2 separate regions of the Homo sapiens genome follow, and region 1 is linked to region 2. Evidence: read pairs that join two places in POLR2A ChIA-PET (ENCODE). Cell type or tissue: PC-3. All regions are shown on one strand. Links, peaks and the distances in the headings refer to the core of each region. The heading gives the core; the rest is flanking DNA. Region 1 overlaps DOK6 (docking protein 6). Region 2 overlaps DOK6 (docking protein 6).

What was found. Peaks named below come from ENCODE experiments on the same cell type or tissue, not always from the same donor. Only the 100,000 strongest peaks of a DNase experiment are listed, where the experiment ranks them.
Region 1: POLR2A ChIA-PET joins it to region 2 with 5 read pairs; 3 of 35 experiments call an interaction of 5 or more read pairs at or near these places.

What each region holds. Positions count from the first base shown.
Region 1 is chr18:69,778,379-69,794,306 of GRCh38, reverse strand. The region is part of intron 7 of DOK6 (docking protein 6); the gene reads right to left. It overlaps LOC107985138 (a long non-coding RNA gene), which reads right to left. Exons shown (of 2, transcript XR_001753491.2): 2 at 12,829-13,003. Among named protein-coding and RNA genes, the nearest start is that of CD226, 160 kb to the left of the region's middle. In PC-3, for the core only: no CTCF peak of the experiment used is centred there; a DNase peak (open chromatin) is centred at 5,946; H3K27ac peaks cover 1,272 bases.
Region 2 is chr18:69,676,333-69,692,260 of GRCh38, reverse strand. DOK6 (docking protein 6) reads right to left here. Exons shown (of 8, transcript NM_152721.6): 4 at 14,408-14,527. Among named protein-coding and RNA genes, the nearest start is that of CD226, 260 kb to the left of the region's middle. In PC-3, for the core only: no CTCF peak of the experiment used is centred there; no DNase peak of the experiment used is centred there.

The DNA.
Region 1 (15,928 bases), core at 2,502-10,501, 100 kb before region 2:
GAACAGTGCAAAAGGCAGATACTTCTGTAGAAAGCTAGCTAAAAGGAATTTGAGTATTTGATAGAATTATGTATAACTGAACAGTACTGGGGATGCTTGGGAGGGAAGACGTGAAAATGGGGCCCCAATGACATGGAAAGTAGGCAGGATCCAAGTGATGACCACCATAAGACACATAACAGGATTATTTCATAAATGTACTGAGCAAAATGAAAAATTTCCATTCAGGGTGTTGGGAGAGCAGTCTGTCGTTTATCACTCTGAGTATTCATCTGAAGCTTCATAATTCTGTCAGGGATGTTAAATAAAAATAAATAGGAAGAGGAGTATTTGGCTAAACTTAATGTCTATATCACAGCATCTCAACAAAACAAGAAAAGAGTCCTCAGTTTCGTTGAGTGTGGCTTTTACTTTAATATCCCATTGGGCTTTTGTCCTATAATTCTTGGTGTAGGGTTATTTTTTTCAAGGAACAATGAAAATACCATTTGTTTTTCCCATAGTGCTTATTTCTTTCTCTCTAGATGTGCAAAAGATGTTGGGAAAGTGCTATCTCTTCTAAGAAATCTTTTCTCTCTGGTAGTGAAAAGAACTCTGAAAACTTGGGTTTAAATTCTGGCTCTGTCACGTTCCAGTTATATGATTTAATTCAATGTTTCCTAAAAGTAAGAAAATTTTTACATTGAACCCTTTCCTCAGATCCCTAGGAGTCTTAAGTTCCCCTTTTAAAAAAGATTGTATTTAAAATAAAACATTATTTTGTGATTGTGATATAGGTGTCAATGCAACCATAATTACACATGTAAAGTGGCACTGGAGTTGTGTGGAACTAAAGCATTGTCACTTTATGAAACTCTGGTGCGGTAATCAACTAGCTGGCCTTTCTGTCAACACCTTGATCTCACCATTAGCCAACACTTTCTTTATGTTTGGATCATCAGTTGGACACAAGTTCCTTGGAGATAGGTAAAAACAGTATATGCCTAGGACAGTGCCTTGTATTTGTAGATAACTATTTGTGGATGCTATTCTAAATTAAATGGATATGTCTGTTTTTGTTACTGTTTCAAAAATTCTATAAACTGAAAATCATGGTCAAAGTCCGAAAACTCACCAGAAAACTATAAGTCAATCTATTGAGTTACTGGTCTCAGCTTTCAGGCTGTGAAGCAGTATACAAATGATACAGTTTATTGATCCTCTGGTACTATTTATTAAAACTAGGAGATTTTAATACAATAAAAGTAAAATTCTGCTGCAAATAATTGTTTCTAATATGGATATTTATCTATTTCTTAGAAGATGACTGGCTATAAATTTGAATGCATTTTGTCACTAAGTTATTCTTCATTTTCAATGTCAGTCTTTGTTTCAATAGATCATTACTAATTTTCAATGGAGACTATTATTTCTTGTTTTTCTATAATTTGCATCACTTTTTATTATCTCCTGAAGGACGATTTAGCAAATTGATCAAGGACAGCAAAACCTGGAAAAGCATGTAATATGTTGCAATTACAAGGTTCAAAGGACTTATTGTTCTTATTTTTGATGGGTGAGATTCTCTTACATACTGGAATTTGGGTCACAGTAGCAATGCACCTAGTTAGAGCAATCAGACAACAGAAAGAAATAAAGAGCAGCCAAATTCAAAAGGAATAAGTTAAATTATCCTTGTTTGCAGATGATATAATCTAATATTTGGAAAAAACTAAGGACTCCACCAAAAAACTATTAAAATTGATTTAAAATGTAATAAAGTTGCAGGATACAAAATCAACATATGAAAAGCAGTAGCATTTCTATTTGTCAGCAGCAAACAATCTGAAAAAGGAATTAAACAAGTAGTGATAAGATCTCTACAAAAAAAACCGTAAAACACCGATGCAAGAAATAGAAGAGGACACCAAAAAATGGAAAGATATTCCATGTTCATGGATTGGAATAATCCATATTGTTAAAATTTCCATATTACCTAGCAATCTATAGATTCAGTGCAATTCCTATCAAAAATACCGATAACATTCTTCACGGAAACAGAAAAGACAATTCTATTAAAACTACAAAAGATACAGAATAGCCAAAGCTATCCTGAGCAAAAAGAACAAAACTGGAAGAATCACATTACTCGACTTCACATTATAGTGCAGAGCTATAGTAACTAAAACAGCATGGTAATGGCATAAAAACAGACACATAGACCAATGGGAGAGTATAGGGGACCCATAAATAAATTCATACATCTACAGTGAATTCATTTTTGACAAAGTCACCAGGAACATGCATTAGGGAAATGACCATCTCTTCAATAAATGGTGCTGGGAAAACCGAGTATCTATAGGTAGAAGAATGAAACTAGATCCTTATCTCTCACCATATACAAAAACCAAATGAAAATGGATTAAAGACTTAAATCTAAGACCTGAAACTATGCAACTATTAAAAGAAAACATTGGAGACACAATCCAGGACATTGGACTGGGCAAATATTTCTTGAGTAATACCCCACAAACACAGACAACCCAAGCAAAAATGGACAAATGGGATCACATCAAGTTAAAAAGCTTCTACAGCAAAGGAAACAATCAACAAAGTAAAGAGACAATTCATAGAATGAGAGAAAATATCTGCAAACTCCCCATCCAATAAGGGATAATAACCAGAATATATCAGGAGCTCAAAGAACTCTATAGAAAAAAATCTAGTAATCTGATTTTAAAATGGGCAAAAGATCCGGATAGACATTTCTCGAAAGAAGACATACGAATGGCAAACAGGTGTATGAAAAGCTGCTCAGCATCACTGATCATCAGAGAAATGCAGATTAAAACTACATTGAGGTATCATCCCACTCCAGTTAAAATGGCTTTTATTCAAAGGACAGGCAATAACAAATGCTGGTGAGAATGTGGAGAGAAGGGAATCCTCACACACTGTTGGTGGGAATGTAAGTTAGTATAACCACTATGGGGAATAGTTTGGAGGTTCCTCAAAGAACCAAAAGTAGAGCTACCACATGATCCAGCAATCCCACCACTAGGTATATTCCCAAAAGAAAAGAAATAAGTGTATTGAAGAGATAGCTGAACTTCCATGTTTATTGCAGCCCTATTGACAATAACCCAGATTTAGAAGCAACCTAAGTATCCATTAACAGGCAAATGGATAAAGACATATTCAGCTATAAAAAAGAATGAGATCCTGTCATTGGTAACAACATGGATAGAATTTGAGGTCATCATTTAAACTGAAATAAACCAGGCACAGAAAAACAAGCTTTGCATGATCTTACTTAGTTGTGGGAGCTAAAAATTAAAATAATTGACCTCATGGAGATAGAGAGTAGAATGGTGGTTACTAGAGGATGGGAAGGGTGGGGGAGGGGTGGGATGGTTAATGGGTACAGAAATATAGTTAGATGGAATAAATAAGATCTAGTATTTGATAGCACAACAGGATGGCCACAGTCAACAAAAATTTATTGAACATTTAAAAATAACTAGAAGAGTATATTTGGATTGTTTGTAACATGAAGAAAAGATAAATGTTTCAGGTGATAAATACTCCCCTGATGTGATTGTTATGCATTGTATGCCCATATCAAAATAGCTCATGTATCCCATAAATATATATACCTATGTACTTACAAAAATAAAATAAAATTTCTAAAAAGAAAAAAGCCCAATAGCAATGCAACCCTGCATTACTGCACATATTACTAAATATAGAAAACCAAGATCTTAATATTGTCCATATACTATTTTAAGAATATAAAAATTCTTACTTAGCGCATGCTTCAGATTGTATAATTAATTATAAACACATTCTAGACTTTATAATTTAGTGGTTCTCAGAAACACAGCAATTTTTTAAAAATTATACTTTAAGTTCTGGGATACATGTGCAGAACCTGCAGGTCTGTTACAAAGGTATACACGTGCCATGGTGGTTTGCTGCACCCAACAACCCATCATAGGTTTTAAGCCCTGCATGCATTAGGTATTTCTCCTAATGTTATCCCTCCCCTTGCCCCCCACCCCCCGACAGGCCCCAGTGTGTGATGTTCCCCTCCCTGTGTCCATGTGTTCTTATTGTTCAACTCCCACTTATGAGTGAAACGTGGTGAAACACAGCAATTTTTAAAATTGCACAGGTGCCTGGTGCTTCTCCTGATGGATTAAGAGACATCCTCTCCTTTGACAAAATCTCTGGTCACAGATAATAGAGGACTTGGGGTTTAGTCTGTACCTCTTGTTCAACTCTGAGGACTTTGATCTTGTTACTCCATTGTAGCAACAAAGGGAAGTCAATAATGCCTTTTCAGTAACATGCATGTGAAGTCATAGGGGATCAAAAGTGTCTTTGTGTTTCAGAAATAGTGGAATATCACCACAGACTTACACTGCAGCCTCCCCTAATGTGCTTACTGTTGTGTGGAGGGCTTAGTGGCAGAAAACTTGCTGGATAATCAAGTAAAGAAGAAAAAGTGTTTACAAATTTATTCTGAAGATGATATTCAAATAGTTCTAGCTGGTATCTTAATGGTTAGCCATGGACAGGTTTGGAAAAAACTAGGTTTAATATATTTAATCTGTTTCATGTAGTTAATAAATTGATACAAATTTTGGCAAAAGAAATACTGCCAAGAATGTTTGTAAAAAGTTTCTTTTTAATGTCATCTTTGGGAACATAAACAATCTCAGGTTCTCAGTTGCTTACCACCCCACTATAAAAAGGAGTACAGTGACCAGCAGTTTCTTGTGGTATTATAAAATATAGAGATAATTTTAGTTTTATTTGTTGAATTTCTTTTTTATTTTACTTACACACACACACAAACACACACGCATACACACACCTGACCCAATATAATGGGTCATCCACTTTATTTATAGTTGAGTTGGGAACATTTAGGGAGATTTACCAACATAATGCAAGCATTAATTTTTGGTTTGGAAAGAACAAACTGAATGAAATAAGAGTAAAAGGTCCTATAAAAGGTATTTAGTTTACTCATAAAGCCAGATTTTATATGCGTATATACCATATATTATTTTATTTAACAAATATTTAATAATTTCCATTAAGCCTATGAATAAATACTAATCACTGTGGAAGAAGAAACTCGGAATTAGGGAGACAAAATTGTACTAGCATCATTTTCACAATTGTTGCTTTGAATCATGGTCATGTTTGTAACTCAAATACATGGTCTTGGTTATTATTGGAAAGGATTTCTTAAAAAGTAATAACAAAACATCATTTATCTTTAAAGAACTTCCATAAATGCCCACTAATTTTCTGTTTTAAGGAACTGTTTATTGGGAATACCAACCTTGTTAAGACGAGTTGAAGTCATATACACTATTGTATTTTAATGAGTTGCATTATTTCTGTTCTTTGGTTATTTACGGGAAAACATTTCCATTATTTCATGAGATAGCGTTGCTGAAAGTGAAAACACAGGGCAGCTGGACCAATTTTTTGTGCTCCTAATTTACAGATTGGGACATAATAAAAAGTAAATGAGATAGCTCTTTCTCACCAAGTAGTCTGTCTTCATTACCTGGCAGCGATTCTGTTACTGACATGGGTACATTTAAGAGGCATTATGATTACAATTTACACATTCTGATTACACTAATGCATATTGTTTTATGCCGAACACTTTTGCCAGTCTTCCAAATGATCAGTTAGGACGCCTTGGATAGCTTTACTCTCTGTTCGTTAAGTGCCAAGTTTAAATAGATCATATGCTTAACATTACCTTAATGTTGGAATCTCCACCTACTCCTTAATTTTTATGTGTTACATATCATTGAAAACTTCCATTCTGCATAATAAAAATGGAACAGAACCCTCTAATTTCTTCTCATTACAAAGAGCCCATTTATGCTTACAAATTGTGGCTGCATTCTTCAGGAAGTTAGTCATCCCTCCGTGTTTGTGAACTACACAATTGTTTAAGTGAGTGAGAAGATGACTTAGGAGATTTCTAGATTCCTAAAGACATTAACACACACAACTAGTAACGTGCCAGTTCTAGTACCTTGTTGGGTGTGTATCCTGCTTTGTGAGGAGAACTTTAGGGCACTGAGTTTAATCCAGAAGAGACCTAGATTACCCCTGGTTATTTAATAATCCTTTAGGCACTTGGGAGTTGACTTCTAGACAAAGTACAGATGTTTGGAGACTTGAGGATTCCACGCAAGAGTTCTCTACCATTTAAAACCCTTGTCCCCCAAGTGGCTCCAGAAGGGCACTGGAGGATTTCATAATATCTTAGAGCTGCTGGTGACTCAGCAACTTCTGCAGAAATACACTTATAAGTGGTAGCACCTGTTGGGTATGGACACCCTCAAAAGTAAGCTAATTGCCGAGGCTGAATATATTTAGTCTAAAGTGCATATATATTTAGTCTAAAGGTAGAGCATGGAGGAGAAAGCAGATTAATTGCAACCTTTTAAGTATGACAATAAAGATAGTTTGTCTTTTTCGGAACTCATTTGGGTCTTCTCCCAGGCTCTAGAGAAGCACATATTCCTTCCCTTCATGTATCTGTCTTAGCTAAAAAGTTTGAAAACAGGTACTGTATCATACTAGAACCACTTTTAACTTTGAGGTTGTTTAGCAGCGTGCCCTAGATTTCTGTTTCTGGTCATAATGGAATATCTAGGAATGAGCTGGCTTTCCCTTTTGGTTGTAAACAATTAAAAAAACTGTATCAACATATAAAACAATTGATTTCACACACTGGACAACAGGCAGCACAAGACTGTGACCCTTGACAGAAGAAAAACAAATAAAATGACTTTCATGATTCTTCCTTATAATGTATTGATTCCATTTTCTCTTCCACTGTCAGAGAGGTGGACCCAAGGTGAGAATCTGAATGGACATGCCACCTGTCTAAATACGTATGTTACAAATAAAGTTAACACACTGTAAAAGGAAATATGTTATATTGTCCTATTTTGACAAAGACACATAATTATGACCAAAAAAAGTATATTGGATCTTGATGCTAGTTATAAAAATATTTTCAGTATGAGAAAATTCATCAAGTTTTGTTTTGTTTTGTCTTGTTTTTTGAGACCAAGTCTCACTCTGTTGCCCAGCCTGGAATGCAGTGGCGTGATCTCAGTTCACTGCAACCTCTGCCTCCCAGGTTCAAGCGATTCTCCTGCCTCAGCCTCCCAACTAGCTGGGTTTACAGGCATGCACCACCACGCCTGGCTAATTTTTGTATTTTTGATAGAGATGGGTTTTCACCATGTTGGCCAGGCTGGTCTCAAACTCCTGACCTCAAGTGATCTGCCTGCCTCAACCACCCAAAGTGCTGGGATTACAGGCGTGAGCCACCAAGCCCGGCCATCAGATTGTACACTTGGGATCTGTGCATTTTTGAATTAGGTCAAACAATCTGAAATTGCTGGTACTTAATCACTTTTGACCTACAAAATTAGGAATCACGTGGTTCAACATAATGTACCCATATGTATGAATTTTATATAACAAAATGTCTGCAAAATGTCAAAGTTTACTGTATTTAATTATTGTGCATGTCTCAGTGTTTTACTGATCACAGTGCAAAATGTTCCTTAGGTGCCTTTTGCAACTGTTGCAAGCTTTGTGCTAAGGCACTAACTTCTGAGTATTTTTGAAACTATACATTGTATGTCAAAGCCAGAAAATGAACACTTGCTACTAGTAGGAAATAACACTTCATTGTGCAAGATTCTCTTGTGTTTAAGTTCTGAGGAAAATTAATTGATCTCACCACTCAAATTTCCCCCAACACTTTCTGTGATATAACATTACCGTTATTTCAACTCTACATCAATCTCTTTTTTCCATAAGGCTGACTCTTTATATTAAAGATTATGTTCAGAATAGGAATTAGGTTAAGCCACAAGTGACTCATTCATTGAAAGCTCAGACTTGTAAAATAAAGGGAAGCAGTCTAACATATGAAATATGCTTGTATCAAAATATAATTTTTAAGATCAACACATATTTCAAAAATCAAATATAGGATTTTTTTGCTAGATTATTATCATGTGCTTTGGTTGTTTTCTGAGAATATAGGCCTCAGATTTTATATTAAGCGTAAGTCAATGAATTTTTAGATGGTCTCCATGTCAAGTTTTGATTTATTTTTTCAAGCATGTGGAAACCATTAAGAAATAAATATAGGTGTTTTTTCCCCTTCCTCATAAGAGCATTTTAAATATCAAACGCATACAACAGGAAAGCACAATTGATAAACAAACCAAATATGCAAAAGTCTTTTACTTAGTATAACTTCCCCAATTCTATAATCCTGAAGATATTTTAATGGCATTAAGACTAGCTGAGTACGTATGACTTAATTTGAAGGTCTAACTCTGAGAGAGCATTACCTTTCTAACAAAGAGAGCTAGAAGAGCATTTTAATCATATTTGATTAGCATTCACATTTAATAACTATATACCAAGACTTTCCACAAAGTATTATGGTAACTTATAGCATAAATCATAAGAAAGGAAGCAACTGAGAAATGAATAATATAATGGACAACGTAATGTCAGGAATGAGGAAAGAAACATCAGAAATATGGCAACAAAGCACATTGAGATAAAAAGGCAGTGACTGAGTTTCAAATCTGGCAACGGAACAAAAAGAATTCTTGAGGTTTCTAGATCTGCATACCCATGAACTAATGGAAAATCTATTCCTAAAAGAAGATTCCCAATAACTGGTACAATTTAGGGGAAAAAAAACCTGCCTTGATTTAATGTCTTGATGCTCTTCGATATTTTTCATGTTAATATCCCTTTTTATTGTTAAACCACCATGGCCTTGGCTGCAGAACGAGGGTCATAGGTTTTTATTAGAATTGAAACGGAGACCACCATAGTTATATAGTTTGAGGACATAATTACAGATGTCTGGGCAAAACAGGACGAACAGAATTTCAAGACCCAGTATATAAAAATGTTTTGCTGAACCAAATGCGTAATTGCAAACCTACATCTTAGAATTAAATTCTAGATTTGATGAATAAGATGCTCAGTAAGACATCATCCAAATAATCTGTTTAGTGTCCAGCTCCAAACAGGCAATCTTATCTTCTTTACTATATTAACAGAACATTGCTGATGTTGGGCTGTCATTACACACATAAAAGTTCTGAGAAATGGAAGCATTTGCTGAATTATGTGTCCTATATGACAGCAATAATGGGAAAAGCAAGTCATCACAGACCGTCATTTGCCATCCCATCAAAAGGACACTGAGTGTACTTTAATTATAGCATATAGCATGAGATTATGCTTCTCAGTCTAAAGTGTTGCCGTAGTGTTTATGGAATCAGGTTATGAACTGCATTTTCAGCACCAGCATGGGTGACAAACAGTCTCTATGACTTTGAGATTTATAATGATAAAAAACATAGTAAAGTCAATTTTACCTGCATTTCTATAAGGTTAATGATCCATGACCAAGAAAATGGAAAATCTGATGAATCTCTCATTAACTTTTGAAAAACACAGTGTGAAAATCTTATATAAAAACAAGAATTATCTATCTTGTGGAAATAGATTTTTTTCTCCCTATGGAATAACTACATTGCCATATTTGATAAGTGCTTAGGAATATCTTAGGAATTAAATTAAACTAATGAATTTTTTTGGATGGAATAAAATGTAATCCAACATAAAGTGATGACGGATAGCCATTTTCACTTAATCTTATGCAATTTTTAAAGAAATTAATCACAATTTTACTTGCAATAATAAATTACAAGTGCATCATAATATTTTATATTACATTTTATATTTTTATATTAAATTATAAAATAAAGTGTGCTCTTTTGATACTGTAATATTATGAGAATAATTTATTTATATATAAAAACTCCATATAAAACCATGATGTTTTGTCTAGGGCAAGGCTAACAATTTAATTAAAGATAAGTCCATATTTCCTGCCTAAGAATTATGGGATTGTTACTTTAGAATACAAATATTATTATGCCCACATACATTTATCATTTTTATATCAAAAATTAACTTGTAATCCGTTATGATGGTAATGATATTAACAAAAGGGTGGAAAATTTTTATTATTTTATTTTTTTTGAGGCAGAATCTTGCTCTGTCACCCAGGCTGAAGTGCAGTGGCATAATGACAATTCACTGTGGCCTCTACTGGGCTTAAGTGATCCTCCCACCACTCAGCTTCCCGAGTAGCTGAGACTACAGGTGCATGCTGCCACACTTGGCTAATTTTTTGTATTTTTTGGTAGAGATGGGGTTTACCCAGGTTGGTTCGAAACTCATGGGCTGAAGTGATCAACACGCCTCTGCCTCCCAAAGTGCTGGGATTACAGGCATAAACCACCACGCCCAGCCAAGGGCAGAAAATCGTTAAATATCACTTGCGGAACATTTAGTATTTTAAATATAAATTTAGAAACATGAATGCACTAAAATTTTATACTTTTTGAAAAATTAAATGATATTCATTGAAAATTATAAGAATTTTAAAGAAAAATTGAGTATAGGCCTTCATATTTTTCAAATAACTGTACAGATAAATCAAGTGCTTAAATATAAAACCAGAGCGTTGATTTGGATGTTTTTAATTATAAATAATTAAAAATACAAATCCAAAGTGATTTTAGAAAATAAAGAAATATCTTGAATTGTCTCTAGAAAATCCAGAGGTCATGTGGAACTCACAATTGGTTGATCTGGCCACTCAAGAATGCCATCAGCACCTGGATCATACCAGAACAATGCTGCCCAATGCACGTAGTATATAAAACACCAATGTAACGTTAAATTTACTAGTAGCTACATTAAAAATCCAAAAAGGAAGAGGTGGAATTAATTTTGGTAACATCTTTTAACCCAATGTATCCAAAATATTATCAGTTCAACATGTAATCAATATAAAAATTATGAGATACATTTATTTCATGCTAAATCTTCACATCTGGTGTGTGTATCTCTCTTATAGTATATCTCAATTCGGACTAATCATATCTCAAGTGTTCAACAGCCATGTGTGGCAATGGTTATTGTACTGGATGCACAGTGCTAGTGTTGGCTTCGCTGTCGTGTGGCCACTCCTTTGGAAAGAGGTTGGCCACAGCCACAGTAGGAGCTGTCTGCTCTCTCAGGTAAGCCTGGTGGGTGAGAGTACTTTTGAACAAAAGGCTGAGATGCAAGTCTCTTTCATTGCCTGGGTCATGTCTATCCCTGAATCAATGGCTCTGATCAAGCAAACGAAATATACCAACTAAGCTCACCAGTGTGGCCACACCTGGAATTGAGTTGCTGTCAATTTCTTCCAAAGTTCGTGGGCTACAGGGCACACACATGCTGGCTACTGAAATGAGAATCTGGAACCCACAGAGAGGGAAAAAGAGGATGGGTCACACTTCAGGGAGGATAGTAGGAGTGAATAGCAAGCTTGTGTTTTAAATCACATGTGACCTGTTTTGATATGTTTTTAAAATAGGAATTTTCTTGCAAGTTTTTAATTTTTATTTTTTGAGACGGAGTCTCGCTCTGTTGCCCAGGCTGGAGTGCAGTGGTGCGATCTCAGCTCACTGCAACCTCCACTTCCTGGGTTCAAGCGATTCTCCTGCCTCAGCCTCCCAAAGTGCTGGGATTACAGGTGTGAGCCACTGCACCTGTCTTGCAAGAGTTTAATGAAACACAACTTGTTCTATTGTCTTTGTGGAACTAACTTCTAAGATAGTTTCTTCAGGAAGATGCATGAAGCTTTAGAAGATCTTAGAACACGGCCGAGTGCGGTGGCTCACGCCTGTAATCCCAGCACTTTGGGAGGCCGAGGCGGGGGGATCACGAGGTCAGGAGATCGAGACCATCCTGGCTAACACAGTGAAACCCAGTCTCTACTAAAAATATAAAAAATTAGCCGGGCATGGTGGCAGGTGCCTGTAGTCCCAGCTACTCAGGAGGCTGAGGGAGGAGAATGGCGTGAACCTGGGAGGTGGAGCTTGCAGTGAGCTGAGATCTCGCCGCTGCACTCCAGCCTGGGTGACAGAGCGAGACACCATCTCAAAAAAAAAAAAAAAAAAATCTTAGAACACATAAAATTTCCAGTTAGTTCTGGATTTAAAAAACTCTGGTCACTGACAGAAAAAAAAGGAACTTACTTTTCAAAACATCCACTCTTTCTGTAGTCTCTATAGCTAATCTTCCTATAATCTTTCCATTTTTTTCACAGTAATTATTTTATTAACCATGGGCTGTAATAGAACTGCTATATTTTTCATTCTTATTTCTTAGTTGCCCTAAGCTAATTCTATATTACAAATGTGAATTATAAACTGCCCAATTCCAGAAGTAATTATTTTTCTTTAATGAAATCTCTCTTTTGCTAGAAAATATATAATTTTACTTGTTTATAACCATAACAAAGTTTTCTTTCAAAGGTAAATATGAAGTCAAGGTAGTCATCTGGATGAAAAGATCACTTTTACCCTGATAAATTTTTATTTAACAGGAAAAACTTCACAATTTTAGAAATTAAACTTCCAAATGATGTCATTTGCATAAAATGGTAAATGATTTCAATATATGAAAATGTTAATTAAAATAACGAATATTATATAATCCTGCATAACACTATTTTAAATCTACTTTGAAACCTAGCTTTTCCATCTGTAGCTGAGACAATTACTCCTAGAATATACAAATTTCCATGCAGAAACGGTTAGTAATAGAGTACTTTTCATAAGCTTTACCCACTATAATTTCACTTACTTGGCATATTCATACGTTTAGGTGGTAAGTCATGTCATAAATAAATCATGGTATCACTAACATTTATTTCTGATTACAGATAATGTATTTACAATTAACACTGATGATAAAACTAGAGCTGGTTTATTCCAAGTCATGTACAACTTTGCATGTAGAAGTATCCATGAACAGATGGTGAGTGATGCCATACATAACCAAGGGTGCATTTTCTTCAAGAAATCTAGGAATGTCATGGGAGAAAACATCAGTCAGGCTTACCAACTAGACAATCTTCACTCTTCCTTTGGCAAAACCTTCTTATTTTTATAGCACTATAGAAAAAAATCCTCTTTAAGAGTGCAGATGAAGTCTAGAAAAAACTGTCTTCTGACAGTTTCCTCTGAAAAATTTAAAGGGAGACAAGCAGATGAGCAGTTGAATTTTGGAATCTATTTTCAGAGTGTTTTCTCTTGGTAGCTGAAATTGTTTGTGGGGATTGCAAAGACACAGTGTGCACCATAATATTTCTGACAAATGGCCGTCTGTCATCCAGTGAACAGAGAAATCGGTGGAGATCTACAGGCTAAACTAAGAAATCCCATAGCTACTACACATGGCTCTACCATAGACAGCCCATAAATATCCACATCTTGGTGTCCATTGAAAAACAAAGAGAACGGAAACACAGAGCTTTCTTCATCCTGTGTACCTTCAGACACATATAACATGGTCACATGATTTTCACTTAAAATCTCAGCTCAGTTTTGTAACTTGCCAATACCAAGGTTTCAATTGAATAATGAATATACTCGCATACATAGCAGAAGATAATTGATTGTTTAATGTTGTATTCCGTATAGAAAGAGAGATTGTGTCCATGAAAGCTTTATATACTATATTACTGAAACATAATGTTCAATGTTTCAATGTTTCTTTTTGTTTGTTTGGTTTCTGAGACGGAGTCTTGGTCTGTTGCCCAGGCTGGAGTGCAGTGGCACAATCTCTGCTCACTACAACCTCCATCTCCTGGGTTCAAGTGACTCTCCTGCCTCAGCATCCAGAGTAGCTGGGACTACAGGCACACATCACCATGCACGGCTAATTTTTGTATTTTCAGTAGAGACAGGGTTTCACCATGTTGGCCAGGCTGGTCTTGAACTCCTGACCTCAAGTGATCTTCCCACCTCAACCTCCCAAAGTGCTGGGATTACAGGCATGAGCCACCGTGCCTAGCCAATGTTTCAAATAGGAAAATATATGGCTATTTGGGGCAGGTAAATCCTGGGCATCAGATTTACTGAGGGTGACAATGCTGGAAAGAGCCTTTTCAACAGCACAAAAATGAGGTCAGAATAAGAAGCACCAAAAATACGAAGAAAAATCCGAAATTATCTTGATGGCAGTGAGTATCTAATGCTTTTATTCTTTTGTATTTTAGAATATTTTAAACAATTATATTTTCAGAAATTTTTGTTTTCTCAAATGTGAAGGTAGGACCATATTTTCATGCTCTATTATTTATATAATTATAGTTATTTGTACAATTCTAAATAAAATATTTTCTTTTTCCAGTAATAACACAATAAATAGGATACTATGATTGAATTTGAGTTATTTTTTTCATGAAACTGTGAAAACATGAAAAATATGGCAAATATTTATTCACAGGATAGAAAAGGGTAAGTCCAGGTTTGAAGGGCATCAGAGGTGTTGCATGATCAATAGTATCTTCTGTCAAGAAGACCAATTACAAGTCCCCTGCATATGAAGTTGAATGGACTATGATACAGTGGCAGATTAAGAACACACAAATACACACACATGCACACACACACACACACACACACACACACACGGGGCAGAGAGACCTCTCCTATTGTTACAGCTAAATTATCTTTTAAGCACTCATAATATTTTTTATTTTTTTCCTTACAAATCAAAAGAGTAGTAACTTGGGATACATATTCTCTCTATTTACAATTTCTATTACAAGTCAACATAATTACAAGAATTTAATAAATAGCAAGCATAACAACACTGACATTTCTTGCCAGAAACATACTGTTTGTGTGTGTGTGTGTGTGTGTGTGTAGACTGTGTGTGTGCCATAAAGCTGTGTAGGGCACTATGCTCAGTAGGTACTGGAGGAGGTGGAGATAGTCTCTGCTTTGATATCTAGTGAGCGTGCAGGGACATATATGCAGTAGGGTAAAATTAATCCACTGTTATCCGGACATCTAAGTACGTTTAGCCACATCACAAGTAGGGATTGTGAAAAAGGCATTGAGTGAAAGCAATGGTATAAAAGGAGGGTAAAAATGGGAAAGTACATGACCATTTGGGACAGTTAAGTCCTGGGCAACAGATTTATTGAGGGAGACAGTGCTGGAAAGAGCCCTTTCAACAGCACGAAGATGAGGTCAGAATATGAAGCACCGTAAATATCAAGAAAAATCTAGAAATTATCTTGATGGCAATAAGCATCTAATGCTTTTTTTGTATTTTGTATATTAAAATCATTTTCTAAATTACAAATGATAACTTGATTTTTGTAAAAGATTCAAATAGAGCAGAAGTGAGCCGGTAAAATTCTTCTAACCACTCTGCTCCTTCCATCCCCATTCCACTCATTAGGGGGCTGGAGTTTAAAGTTCCATGTCTAAAAACAAACAAGGGAAACATACTAACAATGGCAGTACTATGCTATATTTTCAGAAGTTAGCAGTCACAATCCTTTAGGCTATCTCTTCAGATATTGACCTTCATATTCTTAAATGAAAATGGTTTTAAAAGCTGGGTTTTGATTTTTCATTTTTAGATGTTATAGATTTTCTTCCTACTATGGAATATGATGATTTAGTGGTCTGAACCACTCCTTTCCTTCCTCACACACACCTTCCCTCCTTTCATGCTCAGAATAAGTACATTTCAAAAGCAGTATTTAGCATTTGCATTAGTATCACCAATCCAATTATGATTTATAAGCCAGCCATGTAGTTTACAGTGGTTTCATGTCTGTTTTTCTCAAACATCTGAGTTAACTTCTGAGTGAAGTGTTTATTGCCTTGTTTGTAAGCCTGCTTGTGTGCATGGTTTTATTCTGCTTTCTGCACTGCCTCGGTCTCTTCGAGGTTCCTTTTGACGCAATTTTATTTGCTATGGCCTC
Region 2 (15,928 bases), core at 2,516-10,515:
GACTGGTGTAATTGATAATTTTAAAGTCTCAAATAAATGGAAGTTTCTCCTCTTCTTTCAGGTCAAGTCCATTACTGAGAGTCCAGCAATGAGAATGAGAAAGATAGAATATGCTCTTTCCTGCTTGTTCCATCACCGTCTTTCCACGGTGACTCCCCACCGCCCCACTTTCTTTTGCTTTTGACTTTTCCAGGGTAAGAATAATGAAAAGAAAAGGGGGTAAATTCCTTCTAAATAGTTACTATTGAAAATTCTTCTTTACTTTTGAATTCTTAATGACAAGATGTATTCAAATGCTACCGCTCTCTTTGAGGCATATGGTATGTTCCTAAGAACCATCCCAACACCTCAGAAAAACCATCCCAACACCTCAGATATCTCCCCTGCTCCCTGAAGGGGAGGTGCCTTGATTAGACATGGAGCCTATTACCCTTAGCTTCTATTTTCTGCATTCCACCTTTATCATCTTTCAGCTGGAGCTCCTTCTCACAGGCAAGAGTTGTCCTGGTGTGGGTGTTTTCAAGATGAATCAAGCTCAGCTAACTATAAAGTGTGCACTTGTCCCACTGAATGTGGCAGTGTATCTTGTCCAGTTGCTGATCCATTCTCCTTGTTTGGCTATCACAAACAGCTTCAGACCCATCTTGCATCCTAACCTCAGGTTCACCATGGTGAAAACTGAAACCACTACTTCCCCAAACTCAGGTTCTTCCCCAAACTCTCTTGAACACTGCCCAGGTACCAGCTTGGGTAGCACTACTTGATTCTACAGTTCTACCAGCATGGGTGAGGTGAGAAGCCAGTCTGTCCTCCTGACAAACAACCCAAATTCTACAAGTAGTTCTCTTGCCCTTCCTCTTTCATGGGGCTTGAGAGGGGTGAATATTCTCTCCTTTCTGCCCTTCTCCTATAAAAGACTTTCAATGAATTATCTTTATGTCTCTCTTAACACTTCTTGGTTCTTTTCACCCACTATCCACAGCTCTGTGGCCACAATACAGAGACAACAAGAAAGTCCAATTCTATATTTTTATTTATTTATTTATTTATTTATTTATTTATTTATTTATTTATTTTGAGACAGAGTTTCGCTCTTGTCGCCCGGGCTGGAGTGCAATGGTACGATCTTGGCTCACTGCAACCTCCGCCTCCTGAGGCAGTGATTCTCCTCCCTCAGACTCCAGAGTAGCTGGGATTACAGTCACCTGTCACTATGCCCAGCTAATGTTTGAATTTTTAGTAGAGACAGGGTGAGTTTCTCCATGTTGGACAGGCTGGTCTTGAACTCCTGGCCTCAGATGATCTTCCTGTCTCGGCCTCCCAAAGTGCTGGGATTACAGGTGTGAGCCACCATGCCCAGCCCAATTCTATATTCTTTAACACTTTTTACATACCAATTAAAACATGAAATTTTAGTAAGAATCCAAAACTACTAAATGGTATTTAGGCAAAAGACCAGAGACATTAGTCTAATATTAAGTGTTGATGAGTAAGTCCTCAAGAATCTGGTATTAGAAAAACTGGACTAATGCTTGGGATTTATTATTGAGTTTCATATGAATTTGGAATCTAGATTCATCCCATTGTTTAAACAGTCTGCTTTGTTTTTTTCTTAATAGTTACTTGAAATGCTAAAGGAACTAAATAGAGCCAGATATTACACAGAAGATGAGACATTTCAAGATCATTCTGTTCTTTATAATCTTATCTCCAAAATTTCTATAATAGACGATTATTGCAGTGGTCACTCTTCAATTCTAGCAGCTTTAGAAGCTGAAACCACACTGAAAAAGCGGATGTTTACACATTTAGACCCATCCTTAGATCTGTATAATACAATTAAACCACGAATAAACAAAACATGATTTATGCTTGTCAAAATTTGTAGAACTCTTCAGAAATTGTGACTCCATCTCCACCACAGAACTAAAACTCATCAAAATTTATTTTATTATTATGTGTAAATAGCAATAGATTTAGTTGCTAGGTGCCATCTGCTCAGTGTCGAAGATCACTGTGAATTGGAATGCTTACATTTCTTGAACAATCAGCAGTACTTAAAAAAAAAAAATTCCACAGTATCTTTTTAAAATTCCCCAGAAATTTCTTTTTTGCTTTACAAAAATTGACTATTGCATGGATTTTATCTGCATTTCCAAGTAAAGCATGTTCATGGCAGCAAATATGGAAAATTATTTTTAAAAATTAAAAATTTAACTGTTAAACCTTAGAGATTTCTGTTATACTGTATCATAATATACAAAAATATTCACACACAATTATTATACTGAAAGTATTTAACCTATATATTCCACTTACAAGCATTTTCAGACACTATTAAATATTTTAAGGTGCTACAATTTTTAAGAAATGCATAATATTACACTATATAGCTGTGCTATAATTTATTTAAATTATCTGTTTAACGAATATTAAAAGTAAGCCAATTTTAATCTAATGTAAATTAAGATGCAATAAAATAACCAATTTTTAGCTCAATTTGCTGAATAATTCAGTCCTTTTATATTGGTTCATAGAGTTTACTGTACTATATTCTCCTATATAAATTTTAGATAATTTTTAATATCTTTGATTATAAACTTACATTGAGTACTAAAATCTGAATCACTGGAGCAAATACTATAAACTCTTATAAGAATCACACATTGCCAAATTGCTTTCCAGAAATCCCTTACCAATAAATATTCAAAATACATATAGAGCGAGTCATTATAAGTGTCTTTTGCCAGATTTATCAAAAATTACATCTACTGTTTGTTTTCCTGATTGTGAGAATTCTGTATATTGGAAACTTTTCTTTAGATGTTTATGACAAATACTTCATCTCAGATTTTCATTGGTTTTGTTTACATTATTTAGAAAACAATTTTCTTTAACTTTTGTAATAAGTCCTTCATTCTTGAAAGAGTGAACTATATTGTGAAATATAATGGAATGTTCATATCTTACGTATAATGTTCTGTTAGTTTTGACAAAGGCACAGCAAGACATGTAATGCTTCTGTCCCCACAGAGAGTTATCTTACACCACTTTTCAGTTGTCCAGGCCCTCAGAACCACCACTGATCTGATTTCTAACACTCTTAGGTTAGTTTTGCTTATTCTCTACAAGGTTCTTGTGGACTGATACCCGCACATCATGACTTGATTCCATCTGTCACTTCCCTTTTTATTTTTAATTTTTTGATGGCACTTTCTTGATGAGCAATAGTTTGAGTTTTGATGAAGTTCAACATTTCTTTTTATAGTTTGTGTTTCCAGCGTTTTATATAAGAAATCTTTATATATCTCTAAGTTGCATCCATCTTAAATTGATGTTTAACTGTGGTGTGCATAGGGGTTCAGGTTCATCATTTCACACAGATATCCAGTCATTCTAGAATAACTTATTTTCAGATGTTTTACTATTCTCATTAAAATGGCTAATAAGCTTATGAAAAGGAGTATTGTCCTTGCTTTGGGAGGTTGAGGTGGGTGGATCATTTGAGGTCAAGAGTTCGAGACCAGCCTGGCCAACATGGCGAAACCCCATCTCTACTAAAAATACAAAAATAGCCGGGTGTGATGGGGGGTGCCTGCAATCCCAGCTGCTCGGGAGACTGAGGCAAGAGAATCACTTGAACCCAGGAGGCGGAGGTTGCAGTGAGCCGAGATTGCACCACTGCACTCCAGCCTGGGCAATAGAGCGAGACTCTGACTCAAACAGCAGCAACAACCTATTTGTCTACATATGTGTGTGTCTATTTCTTCTGTCTGTTCTGTTCCCTGGATCTCTGTAGCCTTTGTCCTAATTGTTATCACTTATAATAAGTGCTATAATTAGGAAAGACACCGGTTTCAACTTGGCTTTTCCTTTTCAAGATTATTTGGCTCGTGTTGGTCTTTTGCCTTCTAAATTCATCTAAAATTGACTTGTCAAGTTCTAGAAAGAAACATGTCTGGTTTACTGGGATTATGTTGGATTTACAGATCAATCTCTGAAGACTGATATCTTAATGATATTGAGTGTTCCAATCATAAAAGTGGTTTATCATTTCATTTACCTAGATCTTTTAAAACTTCTCTCAGAAACATTTAGTTTCCAGTGTGGGGGCTTGGTGTATCCTTTGCTAGTTTATCCCTCAGTATGTGATGGTTTTTCATGGGTTTATAAAAGGTATTTTAATATTTAATTTTATAATATTAATTGCATTATATGAAATAGAAGTATATATTTAAAAATTTGAATACCAACTTGTTATCCTGCAACATCATTGAATTCACTTGTTAGCTATAGTTACTTTCTGGTAGAATTTTAGGGTTTTCCGAGTACACAATCTAGATTATACTTCTTTATCATTTTTTATAATTTTAGTTTATTTTCTTGTCATATTACATAAAGACTTTCAGTAAAAAGTTTGATTAGAAGTAATGAGAAAGATATCTTTGCCTTTTTCCCAACCTTAGGAGAAAAACATTGAGTACTTTACTCTCAAGAATGATGTTTACTGAGGGCTTTCCAATGATGTTCTTCAGTCTGTTAGTGTCTCATTTTAGTCCTAGGTTTTGTGGGTGTGTGTTTGAGAAAGAATCTAGCTTTCACCCAGGCTGCAGTGCAGTGGCGTGATTGTGGCTCGCTGCAACCTCTGCCTCTTGGGCTCAAGCAATTCTCCTGCCTCAGCCTCCTGAGTAGCTGGGACTTCAGGCGCCCGCCACCACACCTGGCTAATTTTTGTGTTGTTAGTAAAGATGGGGTTTCACCATATTGGCCAGGCTGGTCTCGAACTCCTGACTTAAAATTATGCACCTGCCTCAGCCTCCCAAAATGCTGAGATCACAGGTGTGAGCCACCGTCATGCCTGGCCTCTATTCCTAGGTTTTTGAGAGTTGATTTCATAAATGAATTTTGAATTTTATCAAATGCTTTTTACAGATGAATTATAATAATCACATAATTTTTCACCCTTCATGGATTAACATAAGGAAATATTTTGATGGATTTCTGGGATTCTTTGCATTATTGGGCTACGCCAACATTGGTCAGGGTGTATTATCTTTTTTGTATAATATTGGATTCAATTTCTTAATATTTTAAAAGTAATTTTAGGCTTAGATTCATGAAAGATATTTGTCTGAAATTTCCTTTACTTGTATAAACTTGGTCTGGTTTCAAGTATCTGGGTTATAGTGACCTCATAAAATGAGTTGTGAAATGATATTTCCTCCTCTGTTTTTTCTGAATAGTTTTGCATAGCATTAGTATTATTTCTTATTTAAGTGTCTGATATAACTTAACAACTATTTGGAACTAAAGTTTATGTATTGGAAGTTGCATAATAACATATTATTTTTTTAAATGATTATAGGGCTTTTTGGATTTTCTGTTTCTCCTTGAGTATGACTGTGTAATTTGAAACCACTGAATGATATGAAATTAGATTATTTTAACTCAATCTAAGAAAAACTATGTTTAAATAAAAATAATTTATTCAGATTTGTTATTAAAGCTAGTGTCTTATATTATCTTGTTTTATTATATGTGGTTCCTGTTTCCTTTTTTATATTTTAATTATCTTCATCCAGTGAACTTTGAGGTATAAATGATATATTGCTTTATTTTCCAGAGCTATAAGATACTATTTTGATGTTTCCATTACAGCAGATGGGAAATTTAGGGCATTTCTTCCTCCCCTAGATCCCCCCTCAGATTTAATATTTATTGTAGTAGCATCTGGGATTTGGGAATAATATTGTTGCTATTAAGGTCTTAATCCATGCTCAAAGAAAAATGTGGAGCTTTATAGAATATATTAAAGTGAAAAGTTACAAATTAGTTATTGAAATATCTATCTCAAGAAATTTGAAAAATAACCAGCAATTAAGCCCAAAACTGTAGAGCAACTGAATTATTAGTAATAGTGAATGAGAGCAAATATTAATAAAATTAAAAAATATATATACAAAGTTTGCCAGGGCTGTTATAACAAAGTACCACAGACTGGGTGGCTTAAAGAAAGATAATTATTTTCTCCCTGTTCTGGAGGCTGGAAGTCCAAGATCAGCGTGCCAGCAGGGTTGATTTTTTTCTGAGGCCTCTCTCTTCAGCTTGTACTGGGCCATTTTCTTCCTATATCTTTATATGGTTTTCCCTCTGTCTCTGCCTGTGTTCAAATTTCCTCTTCTTACAAGGACACCAGTCATATTGGATTAGGGCTCACCTCTGCCTCAGTTACCTCTTTAAAGGTACTACCTACAAGTACTATCACATTCTGAGGTACCAGGGGTTAGGACTTCAACATATACATTTTGCGTGAAACAAAATTCAGCCCACAAAATACAGAAAAGAGGTTTAACACATAGGCACGTGTCTAGTGATGCCGACTAAGAAAAGAAGCCACACATGACCAAAAGGAATGAATGCAAAGGTTGCCACCGTACTACAAAAAGATGTTAAAATTATAACGCAAAGATACTCTGATGAAATTTTTGCCAGTAATTTTGAAACTTTTCAAGCAATGGGCAAATTCCTAAAATCAATGGTAGATTTTTTTTAAGCCAATTATAATTGACAGTACATTACCCCCAAATTTCAAGCTTTAATGTATATATGAGCATCACTAGAATTGTTAAAATAGAAATGTCTAGGCTCCACCTCCAGATATTTACTTTGTAGGTGTGGGTGAGCCCAGAATTCCCTTGTTTAATGTGCACCCAATGTGAATGTGATGGAGATGTTCACGCACATCCCAGAGAAACTGACTTTCCTGCCAGGCATTGTACTGCCTGTTTTCCAAGTCATATCTTATTTAGTCCTCACAACAATCCTCTGAAATAAGGACTATCATTATCCTCAATGTGCAGAGTAGGAAGCAGAGATTAAGAGAATTTCACTAATCTGACCAAGGCCCCATAGCATGTAAAAACTAGAATAGAACTTGATGACATACTAACTTTGTCAACTTTTTTCTGACAGGCTACGTATTTGACTTTCCAGCTTCATACAATATTTTGTTTTAGTACAGCAGGAAAAAAAAATGGATAATCGAAACTTACGTATACCAAAAAATGAAATCCCAATATTATATATTGAATTTAGAAAGATTATATTGTTTCTTTTTGTGTTAAATTGCGTTAATTTTCTGTCAAATGAGGACTCACTTAACCCATTTTTTTGTTGTTGTTATTCAAAGTTCAATCCCTGAGCACCCTTGCCTTTTCCTCTAGGCTGAATTGAAAGCTGGCAGAAGTGATTTAGTCACAGGAGCTGGCAGAGGAAAAGGGGTCATCTTATCTCATTTGTATGCGCCTGTATGCCAATAAAGTTCCTTGTCCCTGCTTTCCTGTGCCATGTCAGTTTCTGCTTCCAGATAATATCTGGGGTCCAGCCTGTAACTAAGGAAAAGTTGAGCACCCTCTCCATGCCACACTCAGTTTTGAGAAAATTGAGGCTCTTTACTTTCTTAAATCTCTCTGGCTTCCAATAACATTGTCTGCTACTTGTCCTATGCCTTTCGTTAAACCCAACAGGGAAAATCACATTCTAGTCTTCTTTTGAAGAAACCTCCAATTTATACAGGATGATATAAGCACGTGTCACTACCCACTTGACCTCCCATGAAAAGAGGAAAGGCAAGGAAGGGATCTATTTCTTATTTTCCATAAAACTCTTCTTTTCAAGCCACTCTTTTCATCTTGTTGCACATACCTGGGAGCAGTAATTCTGGATTCAGTATTCTCCCCCATAAGCTTTTCTCCTTACATAGCTGTGAATACTTTCAAAATCTGCATCTTTATTCTTACTGTACAGAGGGCATGTTCCCAGGGCAAAAGAACCAGGATCGGTCCTTTGGTGCTTCAAGGTATTTCTTCACATATACATCTCCTTTATAACAGTACAGTTAGACATGAACAAATGGATCATTTAGATTTGACATTGTGAGAAGAGAAGCACTACAAAACATCTTTTGCTTTCCTGAAGCATCTGTGGCAAAGTATAGGGAGAAATAAATATAGCTTTGACCTTTTTCTGGTGTAGTGTGTATTGAAGACCAAGTGAGAAAAGTGGTGGTTATAATTTGTATTTTTCAAATTTATAGGTGGTGTCTATATAAATCAAATAATAAAAGTAAAATGGTACAACACAATGGCAGGCAAAATTGCTACGGTCCATTCAAGACTTTGTGTTTCATCCATTAGTGTCATCTTATTTCTTCTAGAGGGGCTGCTTCCATAATCATTGCCTTTCAGCTTTCCCTGTAGATAATAACCTTTGCTGATTATATCAGCATTTGTAAATATGTGTTTCGTGGAACACAAGTCCCACAGGATATGAATACATGTTAGGTGCAGAAGGAGGCACCTAGGTCACGTGAGTTTGGGAAATGTTGGGTTATACAAAGTTAAACAGATTATTATAGGACTTCTCAACAGCTTTACTAATGTATATTGTGACTATCATACAGGGCTGGTATTTGTTTCCTAGGGCTATCATAACAAAGTACCAACAATTGGTTGGCTTAAAATAACAGTAATATATCATCTCATAGTTCTGGAGGCTAGAAGTTTGTAATCAGAGTACTGGCAGGGCCATCCCCTCTCTGGCTGCTCAACGGAAGAATCCTTTCTTGCTTTTTCTAGCTTCTGGTGTTAATGGGCAATGCTTGATGTTCCTTGGCTTGTGGACGTGTCATCACTCCAGCCACATGGCCATCTTCTTGTGCATCTTCACATCATCTTCACTTGTCCATATCTATCTCTGAGTCCAAACCTTCCCACTTTACAGTGACATATTAGATGTCATTGGATTATGGCCAACCCTAATTACCTCATTTTAACTTGATTGCCTTTACAAAGAAACTATTTCCAAATAAATTCACATTCTAAGTTATGGAGGGTTTGGATTTCAACATATCTTCTTGGAAGGGACACAATTGTGATACAGTGTTAAGTTCAACAGATTGATTCCCTCACTGCAGAGAGCAGGTCGTCATTATTGTCAGAGTAGCATTTCCAGGAACTCACTTTGGGCAAGACTAGAGCATATGAATGGCGTTTTAGAAACTCAGATGTGAGTGTGCTTGTTTTTTTTTTTTTCCTGATGCAAAAGTTGGTTTTGTTCAGGGTCATCCCATAGATAAAATTATTGCCCTGGAAAACTCTTTTGTTTGGTTATAAAGAATATGTATATAAGTGAATATGGTTTACCCCAGATCCTTAGTAAGATATTGGGGGAAAATCCTCAAAACAGAGAGAGGCCTATTGTTACTGTGGCCGTTGTTTTGTCATTAACTGGTTATTTTCCACATGAGTAAGGTGCTGCTAATATTGGCTTTAATCATTGATGGACATCAAGAGTTTCAGACTTGCCTGATTGAGAAAGCTAATTTAGAGGAATAAGAAATAATTATAAAAAGGAAAGTGTAAGCTACTTTGATTAGAATTAATCTCACCTCTACCACAGTACTTTCCTTTTGTTTTTATTTTGGCATATTTTTTATTATACCTGAGATGGTAGATTGTATCATTTTTTATATCAGCTTTTCACTTCCTTTCCGTATGTCATACATTCTAACTGCTATTGTGGCCTCATAGATGGGGTGTACTGTGCTTCTGGACTTTGGGCTTGGCAATAGGACTTGCCTTGGCCAATGGAATGTTAGTGGACATGAAATATTCAAAGGCTCAAATTGTGTTGCAAATCTGGGCATACTATCATGCATTACTGTTATCTTTTGTTTGAGAAGTGTGCTTTGGGAAGTTGCAAGTGTAAGGAGGTTGAGAGACAGATGAAATAGACACTGGCATTGTCTGCAGCTTGGAGCCAGTCTCAGCACAACCCAGTCTAACTCAGCCCAACTTTAGCCTTTTTACCTGTGCCTGAACAACGAAGATCTGCTTATAGGTCTGTACTACTGAGATTTTTGTTGACTGGTAACACAACATTATTTTACAAAACATGAATTGATGCACTTTGTTTATGTTTGTCTCCTTTACTACTTTGTGAGCTTCTAAGCATTTTGTTCAATTTTACATTTCTTGTTTAGTTCTTACATATCATAGGTCCTCACAATGTTTGAGTCCAGAATGAATGAATGACATTCAAGGGTGTCTGAGTTGAATGTAGGAAGCATGTTTACCATAGCAACCAGGTAATAATTTAGAAACAACACTAGCATATTGCTTTGGTTCTGAGACAAGTTATACAGATCTTTAGGCTAAAAGAAGAAATGTATGTAGCCCACTCATGAGCAGAGACACTGGGTCCCAGAGAAAGGCAAACCCTTCAGTCTGACTCTGAATAAACCAGATGGCAGTCTGAGGTTCCATTATTTTTGTTCCAGATGGAGATCTCTTGCATCAGTAGCAAATTGGACCTATCCTTTGTGTCCATTTCCAACTGCATTTGCAGGAATTTCCTACAAGTGAATTGCTTCTTGGTTACGACGTTCACTTTTGCTATTCATGATGAATAAGCAACATTTGTTTTCCACAATTGCTATTATGTGTTGTGAATCCTTTATAAATAACTGTAATGCCATATATTAATATTTTTTATGGTCAGTATAGGCTATCTTAAATACTACTGAAAGACCTGGAGATCCTGGAAATTTTAAGAATTTAAACTTTGAAATGTCTACCAAGTATGCACTTTCCTGTGGCAGTGTCATCTGAAATCAGAACACATTTTCCTCTGTGTGTGTGTGTGTGTCTGTTTATGCACATGTGCATGTGAACTTGTGTTCATGTAACTTTCCCCATACCATGTGGGATTCTGGGTCGATATGAAAACAAGCTGACAGCAGTAGATAAAGATGATTACAGCAAAGGATTTAATCAATAACCACTTTTATCTCAGCAACACACATTATCTTTCACCTTTAAAAATTATTTGTATAAATGTCTCTTCTTAGCTAGTCTCAGGCTGTCTGAAGAGGCAGGAAAACACAAGAAGAGAAGTAGCATTTTTGAATGTCAAAAAATTGCTGTGGTAAAGACTAAGCGGTGTGACTTGATACTGATAGAATACTACAAGATCACCACAAACCATGTTAATGTAGTTAATTACAGTAATTCTGCACACATATCTCTTAGTAGAAAAAGTTCAAACTATCCAAGCACATTATTGGCAAAATAATAAAATCATGTTCCTGATGAAGATTCAGCTATATAATTTAATACTAAAATGTCTTAATAAACAATCTATCGTGCTAATTCTTTGATAAAAGATTATTCAATCTATATATATTAGTGACTTCAACCATGTATTAGTAAGTTAATGATTTTATTTTAAAAGGTGTTATGCTTGAAGAGTCTGGAAGAGTGATTGAGAGTCAGTGAAATGACAGCTTTAAAAGTCAATTTTATTTTTAAAGACTTCAGTTAGCTAAAATGCTTTCCCTACACATTTAAGTAAAATAAGTGAGTATATTGTCTAAGAAATAGCTACCTACTCCAAGGACTGGGTGGGAGGGTCCAAGTTGACGGATGAGATATCTTAGTCTTTACCATGAGGTTTTATAGCCTACTGGTAATTGTTTGAGAGAGCATTCTAAATTGGAATTATCATAAGTATGGGGGAAGCCTGTTGAATAGAAAGTGAGAACACTGGGGTATACACCTAAGAAATTGTGCCAATCTCTGTGTGTGTATAGTTGTCTCTGTGTATACACACTAGATTATTGAGCTAGCAAGAATAGAGTCTGAAATCTTGATATTGCCTCAATGTTTATTCCTTTTATTATTCTCCTAACGTGTTGATGCAAATTTTAAAAAGTTCTAGCTGGCTCTGAATGGGCCAAGAGGAACACAGAAAAGGGATATCATCAAAAGTTATGGAAGTTCTTTAAAGAGGGGGGTGCAGACTTGACGAACCCTGAGCAATGGCTGTATCCGTGGCCTTGGCAGTCAAATAAGGAACTTCCTTTAAGGGGAGGGAGATTCCCAGGGACAGGAAATCCTCCCCATCCAGGAATTTTCTTTTAATGCTAAACATTGAAGAGTCTTAGTGAGTACGTGTCTGTCTCCCAGCATGTGTACTAAAGTTGCAAATTTCCTTATAGGATATCATGTATCTTTGTGGGCCATTTAAATAAACCCAGTATTACCTTTTCCAGCTAAATTACTCATAGATTTGTTAACTATATTTTTAAAGCACATATATCCTTTTGTTTGAAGTTAGGATTATTAAACATAATTAATCTAAGAAAAGCATTTATAGCACTGGTGATATAATTTTAGGTCCACTGTAAAGTATACACAGGAATTATTTTTTCTTTCTTTATTTTGACTTGTGTGTGTATGTGTGTTGTGTGTGTGTGTGTATGTGTTTTAAAGTCACCTTCTGCTTTTTATGTAGCTTTGGCACTTTATTCTGTTTGTCCTATTCTAAAATAAACCTATATTAAAAATTTCTCTTTATATTCTAGACAAATTACTTTGACCTTATTATCAAATTAGAAATAAAATTATGATAAACCAAAGAAGTACATTATACATTTGGATGGAAACCATATATATCTCCAAATCTTCAAAGTAAAAAGCATACAGTCCATGCTACAAGAGGCACAGTATTTCTATTTACAAGCTTAATTTATTCACTTTTTCATATTTGCTTTATGTAGTACTTGACAAATTTTTATCAGTAAGAGGTGTTTCCTTTTCTTAAACTGTGAATGGAGAGCATACATTTTAAACAGCATGATTATGGACTCTGCTTAGCACTGCTCTCAGAAAACAAATCAGAGATGAAATTTGAGAGAGTGTGGGAGAGGAACTGGAATATAAACCAGAAGCTAGATAAAGAGCTACAGAAATACTTTTGTGACTTTCTAAAAACTCAAATGGAAGCAATATTTGGAACTTATTATATATGTTCATGATCCACGAGCAGAAAAAAACTTTTTTCATTTTAGCAACAAATAAAAAATAGTGCTACAATGGGCCATGAGCTAGCAATGGCTGTTGACAGTATTGTTATTAGTAATAATGAGAATATAATCATCATGTGCTATCATGTGCTCTTTTACCTATGCTATTTAGTTTATGACCCACAGATAATTCAAGAATTGCTTTCTTTTTTCTTTTTTTGAGATATGGCCTCACTCTGTCACCCAGGCTGGACTACAGTGGCCCAATATTGGCTCACTGTAACCTCTGCCTCCCAGGCTCAAGCGAGCCTCCCACCTCAGCCTCCCGAGTAGCTGGAACTATAGGCACATGCCACCACAGCCTGCTAATTTTTGTAATTTGTAGAGACAGGGTTTCACTATGTTGTGCAAGCTGGTCTTGAACTTCTGAGCTCAAGCAATCCACCCACCACTGCCTCCTAAAGTGCTGGGATTACAGGTGTGAGCCACCACGCCTGGCCCAGAATTTCTTCTTAATAAATAATGTCAAGTTTCCTCAATATCCTTCAACCTTTCAAAACACCGATCATCAAAACTTAGCAACACTAAAAAGTTTCTATTTTCACACTATTCAATCATCTGGTGGTGGTGATCATATTTTTATAAATGAGCTCACAATCAATGAATATTGACAGGCTGAATAATATTACTCCAATTCTGTTATTTAGAGTTGCTAGTCAAGAACATGCAGCATAAATTGTTATGAGACATTAGAAATGCTTGTTAAACTAGAGAACAGTGTAGTAAGTCAACACCATTAGAAACAAAAACCTCAGTTTTGTGAAACCCTGAGATTTTACTCATTACTTTCTTCCTTGTAATATTAGCCAAATGTCCTAAAAGCTACCGATAACCTGATAAGCCAAATCTGTTAATATAGACTCTAAATCTATAATAAGTCTCCAAGAAGAAACTGGAGGGATGCTAGCCATTCAAAAGCCTTCTGAAGAACAAGTTAACCTATTAGTTATTAGGATAAAAGGCAATGCCACAGACAAGAAGCCAGGAGACCCGGGTTGTACCTTAGCATTTTCTCCAGTTGTTACACCATTGTGGGAAAGTCCCTTAATAACTTGAACTGTTCAGTTTATTTTATATATATGTTTCTGAGACAGGGTCTTACTCTGTTGTCCAGGCTGGAGTGCAGTGGCGTGATCTTGGCTCATTGCAACCTCTGCCTCCCAGGTTCAAGCAATTCTCATGCTCCAGCCTCCCAAGAAGCTGGGACTACAGGTGCGGGCCACCACACCCAGCTAATTTTTGTATTTTTAGTAGAGATGAGGTTTTACCATGTTGCCCAGGCTGGTCTCGAACTCCTAGCCTCAAGGGATGGGTCACCCTCGGGCTCCCAAAATGCAGGGATTACAGGTTTGCGCCACTGCACTCGGCCTTTTTGATTTAAAAAATATGATTGGTCTGAAACATTTCTGAGATCCTTTCCAGTTTCAAAGTTCTACAATTACAAGGGTATTCTGAAGTGATGGAAGGCAATCTCACACCTACCATTCTGTTCCCGCTGCACTCCTGCGGCCAGAAGGTCGGGCTCCCCAAGGCTGATATCATTGAGCCTGGTCCCCAGACACTCCATGCAGAGGTGCTTGCACCACTCCTCGGCCTCCAGCTCTGAAAGTAACCACAACATCACCAGTCAAGCAATGCTCCCTAGGAATGATGGAAGAAGAATATTTCCTTAACTGTTTTCCCAGGTAACTGGCAAGAGTTAAGAACCTGCCTTTAAAAAAACAACAAAAAACTGTATTTAGGAAGTGAAAATAAGTCCCAAAAATTATTTCCTACTCTTTGACATTATATTTTTAAGTGGTTTATCTTATTTGTAGTACTTTACCTTATTTACAAATAATAGTCTGAGAATATTTGTTTCTTATATAGCATAGTTTAGATTGATTTTACTTGGGGAGGAAAATTTACTTAAAATAATAAATTAGCCATCATGCTTTACATTTTATATACATATATATATATATACACACACATATATAATATATATATAGACACATATATATACTTCAAAACATGCTTTGCATAATAAATACATTTAATTTTATGTCAATGTAAATTAAGTAAATATAAAATAGAAAATAAATATATAAGTGTAATAGTTGAAAAAATGTCAGGTTAGATTAAACAAATGAATGTTTTCCTGAAAGTGACTTAGATTTGTATGAGTTGAAGACCTGATCCCCAAGTCATTCTGAATTGTAATGGATCATAAATCAGCTCTAGAATGTGATCATTTTTCTTTGTAAACAATACAAATTAGGCTATTCTTATTTTTTAAAAAAATTGGGGTAGAATTTAAAAGTATCTCTTCTCTTTGGAAAATTCCAATTACCTAAGACGTTGATTAGATCATTGCTTTTTTTTTCTATGATTACCTCCCAATTTCTTTATAATCACATTTTCCTCTTGCTTAAAACATTAGAATGTGTTACATCAACACAAAATCCTGTCATATCTAAAGTTTTCACAGGCTTTCATAAACATAAGTGAATTTGACTTTGGTGTAAGCCCTGTGCGAGTGAGGTAGCCAAGGGTTAGGATCATATCTGTGCCTCAAATCATTGGTCAGCATCAAAACAGAATTGGAAATCAACCAAGTCTTCCAGCTATTTTACTATGCAGAAATTTGAAAAGGGGTCTCAGGTTTAATATTTTAGGCCAAGCTCCAATATCACTGTACAGAAATTGGATAAGAACTTTCCATTGACGTCTGCCCAGAGAAGTTTCTGACTTTTCCATACAGCATAAATCTGTACTAGAATAGTGTAATATGGATTCTCTGTAAATCTCTTGTTGCTCTCTGTGGATGACACCTCACCCTTTGTCTTGGCATTTTAAATGCCCCATGAAAAGTTATCTGTGACAGGTTTTCTTGACTTTTGGGATCTAAATACCAACACTGGGCTCTCCTTGATGGTCAACACCATCAAATTTGGGTAATGTTTTCTTTCTGAGCTTAGTCATGCTGCAGCAAAAATAAGTTTCATCAATGAGATGTGAAGA